Linked DNA regions of Mus musculus: region 2 is linked to region 1. Evidence: chromatin contacts called from ENCODE Hi-C or POLR2A ChIA-PET data. All regions are on one chromosome and are shown on one strand. The core of a region is the stretch at or near the end of the contact, and the rest is flanking DNA. Distances in the headings are between cores, read along the strand shown. Region 1 holds the start of Ndufs3 (NADH:ubiquinone oxidoreductase core subunit S3). Region 2 holds the start of Celf1 (CUGBP, Elav-like family member 1).

Region 1 (4,782 bases), core at 1,606-4,105:
CCTACAGTTCTAACTCATTCTGCAAGCTAAGTAGTTCCAGGCCAACACAGTGAGATCCTGTCTCAAAACAAGAAAAAAAAAAAAAAAAAAAAAGAAGGAAAAAGGAAAGAAGGAAGCCAACAAACAAAACTGGGCAAAAATCCTGTTATGCTCTGTGTGACCTGAACCGAAGCTGCAACTACGAAGGCTCTGGTTTCCATAGTAGCTGTCACTCAGGAAGTCTTCTATGCCCTTTCTCACCTTTAGTCCTAAAATGCCACCAATCTTTTTATAAGCTAGCATCTCATCTCATATTGCCAGTTTTCCTTGAATGCTCTGTGTGACTGTAGATGACCTTGAACTTGTGGCCCCCCTGCCGTCACTTCCACAGAGCTAGACTCGGGTGTACCAAGGATTAGAAGTGTACCAGTCCACCTAGCTTTATGCAGTGCTGGGGATCAACCTAGAGCATTGTGAGTGGAGGGCAAGTACTCTACCAAATCTCACAGTTAACTGACCTCAAAACGGTTCTGCCGAGTTGGGACATCCACTGCCGTCAAGTCAGCCAAGGATTTGAATTGTGCATTGGTGTGATCCCTGAGAAAAGTCAGCGTTGGGATGACTCCATCGGGATGGATACAGATTTCTAACTCATCAAGGCAGGACACCTGCAGACACGGAAAGGTGGTGTGGAGAGAAGACATAGCTACTAAGGGCGTAGCACACTGCAGGGATCACTTGGCTTAAGTCAGTGGTTTGTAGCCTTTCTAATGCGGTGACCCTGTAATACACACTTCCTCAGGTGGTGGTGACCCCCAGCCACATTATTTTTATTGCTACTTCATGATTATAATTTTGCCAGTTATGAATCATAACCTAAACATATGTGTTTTCTGATGGTCATAAGCAACCCCAGAAGGGTCACGACCCACAGGTTGAGAACTACTGACTTAAGGTGCCATGGTGAATTCCTGGCCCAGACCCAAGGACAACGAATATTACCTGAACTTGTTGGACATACTTGGGTAAGATTTCAGCCACATACTCTCCAAATGCTGAGAGCTGCTTGTGGGTCACATCACTCCGGGGTCTGACAGTGGCTGGAAAGGAAAAAGCATGAAGGGAGAAGGTAGCAAACACACACACACACAAACAAACTAACTAACCTCTCAGGTCTTTCTGAAGAATTTTCATTAAAAAAGAAAAAGTTTACTTTTACTATTTATTTTGGTGTTTTGCCTGCATATATGTCTATGCACACATGAATGCCTGATGCTCACAGAAGCCAAAAGAATGTTAGATTCCCTGAGACTGGAGTTACAGATGGTTCTGAACTGACATGTCCATGTTGGGAATTGTATCTGGGATGAATAGCCAGTGCTCTTAAACACTGGGCCACCTCTCCAAGCCCTCCCTGAAGGATCTTAAGAGGCATAGGTGTAAAGTACCTTCCAGGAATTAGGAAGTGTTTAAAACTCAGGGAGAAGGGAGTGGAGAGATGGCTCAGTGGTTAAGAGCACTAACTGCTCTTCCAGAGGTCCTGAGTTCGATTCCTAGCAACCACATGGGACCCGATTCTCTACTCTGCTGTGTCTGAAGACAGCTGCAGTATATTCACATACATAAAAAAATAAAAATATCTTTAAAAAAAAAGAAAAAGAAAAAACTCAGAGTGCAACACCATTTCTCTTTCTCGGTCCATACACTCTTGTTACTGTGTTGGGCAATCTTTGCTTCTTTTCTCCACTGTTCCACAGCTGTTCCTCACTTCCTGTACTCATGGTAACAATGCAACAGTGGCAGCTCCTCTCTCAGACTCAGAGCTCTTTAAGGATGGAAACCAGACTTCTGTTTCTCTTTCCCTTCTTGGTACTTGTTTATACCAAGTTCTTAATCAGAGAACTTCAGGGCTGAAGGACCCTGAAAGATTACCTCATTGCCCATACTCTATCCCCTGTCACTTTGTGTAATAGATGTCCTGGAATGAAAAGAAGCTTTCTATTTCCCAGTGTGATTCTGTTGACTGAACATAAAATCACCACAGGGTCATTCAAGTACTTGAGCACCCACACATCACAGAATCAAGGATTAAGTATTTTCTGCACTTGGAAACAGACCTGCTTTGTCGTTCACTGGAACTGTGACTGAATAATTTAATTATCTGGACCGCTTCATGATCTACATCTATATGGACAGTAAAACGTTATGCGTCTCATCAGGCTCTTATGAAGTCCAAGGTGCCTAGTAAATACTAAATTGATGTGAGCTACAATTATTTTGGACTTTGAGTCTCAAAAGTTTTTGTTACCTGCGCTCAAAGACAATTTCATCGGAGGACAAAAAAAAAAATCAAATCCTGATAACGAGCAAAAGGCGATCAAGATCAGAAGGGAACAAATATCTAGGGCACAGGAAGTGCTCGATTCTAACAGCAAAGTGGAGACCATAGCAATCTCCAAGGACAAGCAGAGATTTGCCAGGAGGGAAGGACATTCCAAGGCAAGGACAAACATCTGACAGAAACAACGAAAGGCCCCAGCTAACGTTGGGGGAAAAAGCGCCATCCGCACATACTCACGGCGCTTGTCAGCCGCCGCGCTCTCCCTTCTTACGTGCTGCCACAGCACGGAGGGTCGCCCAGCCCCTGCACAGGGAGAGAAAAGGCACAAAGGCGCGGGTGAGACTCGGGGAGGTCTCCGTGCTGCCCGTGGTCTCAACCTGCTGCTGTTCCTTGCTCACCCCTGCCTACGGAAGCGGCCCCCAAGAGCCCACGACACCAGACCCTGGCTGCAGCCGCCGCCATGTTCCTTAGTGTGCCGACTAAGTAGCCGGAGAACACACGCAGGCCACGGAGCCCCAAGGGCACGGACCGGAAGTGGAAATGTGCAGTGACTCTTCTTCCGGGCGGACGCGGGGCGGGAAGCAGAGGTTCCGGATCTGAGCCCTGGCATGAAAGGAGGTATCGCAGGTAAGAAAGACCCGCAGGTGGGGAAACCGTGAGGTGTACGTAGCCCTATCTCGGTACAGCGGAGGCCGAAGAGAAGAAGACGCAACGAACCGCACCGGTGAGAGAAAGGGAAAGGGTGGGCGTTCTGGGTTCTAAGTTCTACACCGCGCCGGCTCTTGAGCTAAGCTTTTTTAATGGGGGGCGGGGTGGGGGGGGGAGACGATGGACGGTTTCCTTGGAGACCGTTTCCTAGGCGACTCCAGGTGGCACGGTCAGATTGCACAGGGTTATGGACTTCCTTGTGCCCCCGGCCGGGGACGGCTGGGCTCTCAAGGGCTTCTTTAAGAACTCACTGGAGCGAGAGGTAAGTAAGAAACAGCAGCTTAGAAAAGAGTAAAAGTGGAAGTCCAGGCCCAAGCCTCAGTATTGGGGGGTCTGCACTCTTATGTCCAGGCAAAGAGGGAATGTAACAACAATACCTGGATGTCTTAGTTTGGCCTAATTATGCTTCTCCAGAGTCTCATTAGTTGTATATCCAAATTATTTGGTTTTAAGATCATAGGCTTCCTCCTTCGTCTTTTTCATGAGCTAACCTAAGTCCCAAGTCTTTTGTTACATCACGATCAGGAATATCCAATTTTACCTCAAGGAAAAACAACAGAGTTGGAACTTTTAATTGAATTCATTGGAGGAGAGGCCCCACTGCAGGAAAACTGGAGGAATGGCATAGGCCACATTGGCAAGACCAGGAATAAGGCCATTCTGGACCCACTTTGCTCCAGTGTCTCCCTTCTCCCTGTCTTGACTTGGACAGTTGGATTCATGGACTGTGTCTGTGAATTACCCAAATACTTAGGGTGATATTGCTTTGCAGATAGTTGGCAAAGAGAGAAGTTGGCTACCATGGAGTCACCAGAGGAGCCTGGAGCATCCATGGATGAAAACTACTTTGTGAACTATACTTTCAAAGACCGGTCTCACTCAGGCCGAGTGGCTCAGGGCATCATGAAACTGTGTTTAGAGGAGGAGCTCTTTGCTGATGTCACCATTTCAGTGGAAGGCCGAGAGTTTCAGCTGCACCGGCTGGTCCTGTCAGCTCAGAGCTGCTTCTTCCGATCCATGTTCACATCCAACCTGAAGGAGGCTCACAACCGGGTGATTGTGCTGCAGGATGTCAGCGAGTCTGTTTTCCAGCTCCTAGTTGACTATATATACCATGGGACTGTGAAACTTCGAGCTGATGAGCTGCAGGAAATTTACGAGGTGTCAGACATGTATCAGCTGACATCTCTCTTTGAGGAGTGTTCTCGGTTTCTGGCACGCACGGTACAGGTGGGCAACTGCCTGCAGGTGATGTGGCTTGCAGATAGACACAGTGACCCCGAGCTCTACACTGCTGCCAAGCACTGTGCCAAGACCCACCTGGCCCAGCTGCAGAGCACAGAGGAGTTCCTCCACTTGCCCCACCATCTACTCACTGATATCATCTCAGGTAAGCTCACGAAAGGGCTTACCACACCTAACTGGGCAAGAGTCATGTTCAGCAGATGGTCTGGCTCAGGAGAACCCCAACTTTATGTGACTAACTGTTGTTAGTTTATATTATAATTCCCTTTCTGGTAGATTTTAGATTGAGGTTGATGTTCGGTGTTGAGAGTCAGCATAGCTACTGTCAGACAGTACAGTACAGTAACTAAAGAATAAAAAGCTGCATCACTTTTCCACAAAAGGAAATAAGAAGTGCCTGATGTTTTCATCTGCCCTGTATCTTGATGGTATGCAGGACTTAAATGAATTGATGAAGATGAATCAGTATATCTAAAATAGCTAGGGATGGTGGCCCATGCCTTCAATCC
Region 2 (4,660 bases), core at 1,935-4,434, 36 kb after region 1:
GGCTAAACAAGGGTGATTAGAGTCCCTCTTCAACTGGTCACCCTGGGTCTTTAGTAACCGGGCTGAGAGGCCTTCTAATAGTTATTCTGTTGATAATGCTATGAACCCTGTTAAGGCCTAGGTAAATGTTACCTGGCTAGCCTGCCATCATAAGGAAACTTTCTCATAAGTTTCTGCTGTTACTAGGAAACTTTCTCATGTCCAAGTTGATTACATAGTCTGTTATGTTCTGTGCCCTTAGAAACCGATCATGATGGAAGTCACAACTGCTTTGTCTAGTTACCCACAGTAAGCTTGGATCCAAACAACCACCCAGCAGCACTTCTTGCCCCTGTGTATGAACTTTTATGGTATTTGCGCTTATAAGCTGCCACTGGCATGGACACCAACATAAGAGAGACACCTGCACTAATATAAGAAACCATTTGGAATAAGACTTCCATTTTGAGTAGGGGTTGAGTTAAGTTTAAGTTCCCAAGGCCTCCCTAGGAACTGACATCCTAGTTTCCAGAAAGAGACATGTACGTGGGAACGGCAAGTTAAGACATGAATGTTAGACAAGTCCTAGCCTGGTAGACAAGTTAAGACATGAATATTAAACAAGGCAGGTCCCCTGTCACAGCTGAATATTCCAACCAATGGGAACAGCATAAGAGTAACAAAGCCATGTTCCTACAGAAACCCCTATCCCTAAGTCTTGATTGGTGGAATAACTTGGCGCAGATGTTTGTATATCTCAGGCTTAAGAGCCTTGTAGGAACTTGGAGTCATGGTTCAGCTCTTGAGCCTGAATTGTGTCCCTTGTTGATCAGTCCTGGGCTGTGATATAAACTATCCCAAGTTGACTGAGATTGGTGTCTAAGTGATTTGTGCAGTGATTCCCAGACCCCAACACACCCTTTGCCTATAAAATTTCATTTCTCACTTTGTGCGAGTTAGGATAAATGTTGTTAAGCTCATGGTTCCAAAGACCCAATGTAACCCCTTATATACTGACCAAGAGTTATGACATCAAAGGTTTCATGCGTTACAAGGAAGAGGAAGAAATGTTGGGGGCCATAGCTACAGAGATTCCATCTTGTATATAGTCTCCATTTCATACTAAGCTAAATTCCCAGGAACAGCTCAAATGTTCTGGATAAATCCAAGCCACTGTATCCTGCTCCAAACATCACTGGCTGGCCTCAATCCAGGCCAAGCTATCAAGTAAACCACCCGAGACACTTATTATGCAGGAAGCCACCTAAAATACCAGGTGTGAAAAACCCAATGTATTCGTGAATCTGGTTGGATGCCCCCTACCCCACGTAGTCTGTGGAGTTTTGTCTTTAAAAGTTGTTCTGGGGCTGAAGAGATGGCTCAGCAGTTAAGAGCACTGACTGCTCTTCCAGAGATCCAGAGGTCCTGAGTTCAATTCCCAGCAACCACTGTAATGGGATGCCCTCTTCTGGTGTATCTGAAGACAGCTAGAATATATATAATCTTTTAAAAAGAAAAGAAAAAAGTACAGGAGCAAAAAGTTGTTCTGTTCTGCCCCTGACTGACATAGTTTTGGATCCTGAACCCCGCCGTCTCCCTGATATATCAGCCTTTGAATAAAGTTGAATAAAGAAACATTTTGCTGGCTCAAAACTTGGTTTTCATAGTGGATTATTCCCAAATTCTCAGACCCTAACAACGCAAACATTATTTTCATCATTATCCCTCCAATGAAATAAATTCTCTGCAGTAACCCTAACGACTCTTAGAAATCTTCCATTACCAGCAGGACTAATTTTTTCTCCTAACAGTTATTTTTTTTGCCAAGAGTCTTATTCAAGAACTAGTTAAAAATACCAGTGTTCCATCTTTCATAACCACTCTAATTTTTCCTAACGTATCCATCTATATGCAACTAATTCAAGTTACATCTCTAACTCCATTCCCATCAATCAACAACAAGAAGGTAGAAAACCAATTTGAAAATTGGAACGAACAGGCCGGGTGTGGCGATACACGCCTTTAATCCCAGCATTTAGGGGAGGCAGAGGCAGGCGGATCACCAAGTGAGTTTGAGGTCAGTCTCAGTAACAAGAGGGAGTTCTAAGACAGCCAGAGCTACACAGAGAAACTCTCAAAAAAACAAAACAAACAAAAAAAAAAAAAAACAAAAAACAACCAAAGCTTTACAGTACAATTTAGGTAATTTGATAATGAACAACCTAGGGGCTAATTGTTTTGATCTACATGATTGTTTGTGCCTCTAGCACAGGGGAAAACTCTTGGCTGCTGCTTGGGGCAGGGGTGGGGGCTGCCTTAGTGAGTGTGGTAGGGTAGGGTAGGGTATAACCGGCATTTGTGGATATATATTTTGCTTTAGGAAGCTAAGTGATAAAGAGAAATAATTGCCAACTCATGAGTAATTTGTAAATTGATGGAGCCCTGACCTCCCAGAACTAAGTTTTCTCAATCTGCATTTCATTGTCTCACATTTCACTGACTTTGTGTAATAAACAACACACTTAATGCGTGAATCCAGCTAGATGCAGGTTAGGAATACCGAATCCTAAAAGGGGGTGCTGGATTCGTAAAAAGTGTTTTAATTGTTATTTTTTTTCCCAAGAAGAGTAGGTTTGGACTGGGTAGTCTCTTAATAGAATACTTAAGAGCTTTCTGGTGCCGCAGGGATTTTTGCCAGATTGCGCATGCATGCAGTTGAACATCTCTGTACAGGCACTTCCCTAACTCTGAAAGCTTGCAACACACATTCCATCAGAAGGAAGGCCTGGATACAGTTGTCTGTATGCTGATGTGCAAAAAGAAAGGGTGTGCCCTGCGTCCAGTGTTAGCCAAGCACCCATCATTCATTCATTCATTCATTCATTCATTCATTCATTCATTCATTCATTCGATATTTATTATGTGTATTTTTCATTGCCAAGCTGCGTTGCTTGCCCGCCAGAGGTGCAGCTAGTGCGGTGCGCAGAGGCAAGAACTTCAGATTCCCAGGCCGGGGTCTTCCCTCCAGTGCAGCTCTGAGACAAAGAGATGCACCCCTACAGCTCCCAGGGCTGAGGGCTCCGCCCGCGGCCCCCAGGGTTTCAGAGCGACTGCTCCTTCACTCCCCGGCCGGAGGGGGCGCTGCAGCGCCGGCCCTCCGCCCGCCCCTGCGCGGCGCTCGGCTCGGCTCGGCGCTGGCGGGCGGCGCCGCGGTGGTACGTTCCCCTTCGCCGCCCGCCCCCTCCGCGGCGGCCCTCCCCGCCGGTGGTAGGTGCCGGAAGTGCCGCCATTTTGGGGTGTTCTGCTCTGGCGGCAGCGGCAGCGGCAGAGGCGGCGGCGGCGGCGGGACGCGGAGGCTCCCCCGGGATTCGGCCTCAGCAGCGAGGCAGCGGCGGCTGCGGAGGAGCAAGGCAGCAGCTGAGGCAGCGGCGGGCTCAGGTGCAGCCGCTGGTGAGTGCGGCGGCCGCAGGATAACGGGCCGCGGGATGAAGGGAGGGAAAGAGAGGGAGGCTGGAGGGAGGCGCCGCGGGGCGGGTCAGGTTCGGGCGGCTACGGGTCACAGGGCCCTCCGGGTGCGGTCGCTCCCGCTTCCCCGCACCCCGGGGACCAGGCCGCGGACTGCTCGGGACTCGGGGGCCCATTCGCGTCCGCCCGGCGCGTGCCCCTGCTCCCAGGGAGACCCGCCCTCCTCGTGGCCTGGCCCCGGCTCCCTTGCCCTTTGCCTCCACTCTCCCGGCCCCGAGGGCTTGCTTCCTGCACCGCACCCGAGTCCTCCTCTCCGGGTCCGCTGGGCGAGATCGCGGCTGTCTACCCGAGACGCCGCTTCCCTGACCCTGTCGCCCCACGTGTTCTTCGTGCCCACCCCCGGGGGTGTCCTAGATTCCCGCCCCTAGAAGGCAGCGCTCCTCTCGATCCTCCGGAGCTCTTGCAGTTCTCGCCCTGGGGCCGCTTTGGCTCGCCCTACCCCCCACATCAGGTGCTCGCTCGCCCAGTCAAGGCCTAGTAGCAGGGCTCGAATCTCGCACCCAGGAGCGGGGACGGCTCTGGAGGGTGCCTTCTTCGCTAGGTCCCAGGCTTTGGATTTAAAGTCGGTAGTGGTGTCTCGGTTGTGGTGGTTCTGACAGGATGTTGTTTTAATTTTCTCCGACCATTGCATATGCTTTTTAAGGAGCTTCTCATTGGTTTAGAGACTGATTCCGGGGAGAAAGTGTGAGATTTTGGTCAGAGCTTGGTTTAGCACAACAGAATCTCTTTCTGGTGCTCAGAGTTAATGCTGTATATAAAAGCTGTTGAACAGTTTTAAAGAGCATAGACTCTGTTGATAATGTCTGCATTGTTAGGAGGTTACAAACACCCTTTGCACACACTTAAAAGGAACTTAACCTTTAAAAGATCTCTTCTCTGTCTTCTAGTCTCTGAGTTGAAGAGGTTTGAATTGCACTTTTTCACTTTTTCCAGTTTGTTTCTTTTTAGATCCTTAGAATGACGGTGTCTTCAGATGGAATTGCTTAGAGTTCTTTTTGGTTTTGGCATTAACAAGTGTACTTGGAAAATCATGGAGGTTAGAATGGACCAACTGCAACGGCACTGATTTTTTTTTTCTCTCTATACTAGTTTTTATATTAGTAGTTTTATTGCCTGAGAGTGTGGTTTCTGATCATGACCTAGGGAGGATTGAAAG

Evidence for each region. A loop is a pair of places that touch in the nucleus more often than their neighbours do. ChIA-PET counts read pairs that join two places held with the same protein, here RNA polymerase II (POLR2A).
Region 2: a loop to region 1 is called in a map of heart, with 5 times the contacts of the local background. The contact joins the promoter of Celf1 here to the promoter of Ndufs3 in region 1. A Hi-C loop is called at or near these places in 5 of 37 maps with a recorded cell type or tissue (gastrocnemius, heart and left cerebral cortex). POLR2A ChIA-PET finds 5 or more read pairs at or near these places in 4 of 5 experiments (Patski and embryonic stem cell).

Annotation. Positions count from the first base shown.
Region 1 is chr2:90,901,866-90,906,647 of GRCm38, forward strand. It overlaps Ndufs3 (NADH:ubiquinone oxidoreductase core subunit S3), which reads right to left and starts at 2,856. Exons shown (of 7, transcript NM_026688.3): 1 at 2,719-2,856; 2 at 2,558-2,623; 3 at 982-1,079; 4 at 498-647. The coding sequence starts at 2,782. It overlaps Kbtbd4 (kelch repeat and BTB (POZ) domain containing 4), which reads left to right and starts at 2,875. Exons shown (of 4, transcript NM_025991.4): 1 at 2,875-3,044; 2 at 3,801-4,418. The coding sequence starts at 3,830.
Region 2 is chr2:90,937,213-90,941,872 of GRCm38, forward strand. It overlaps Celf1 (CUGBP, Elav-like family member 1), which reads left to right and starts at 3,185. Exons shown (of 14, transcript NM_198683.2): 1 at 3,185-3,429.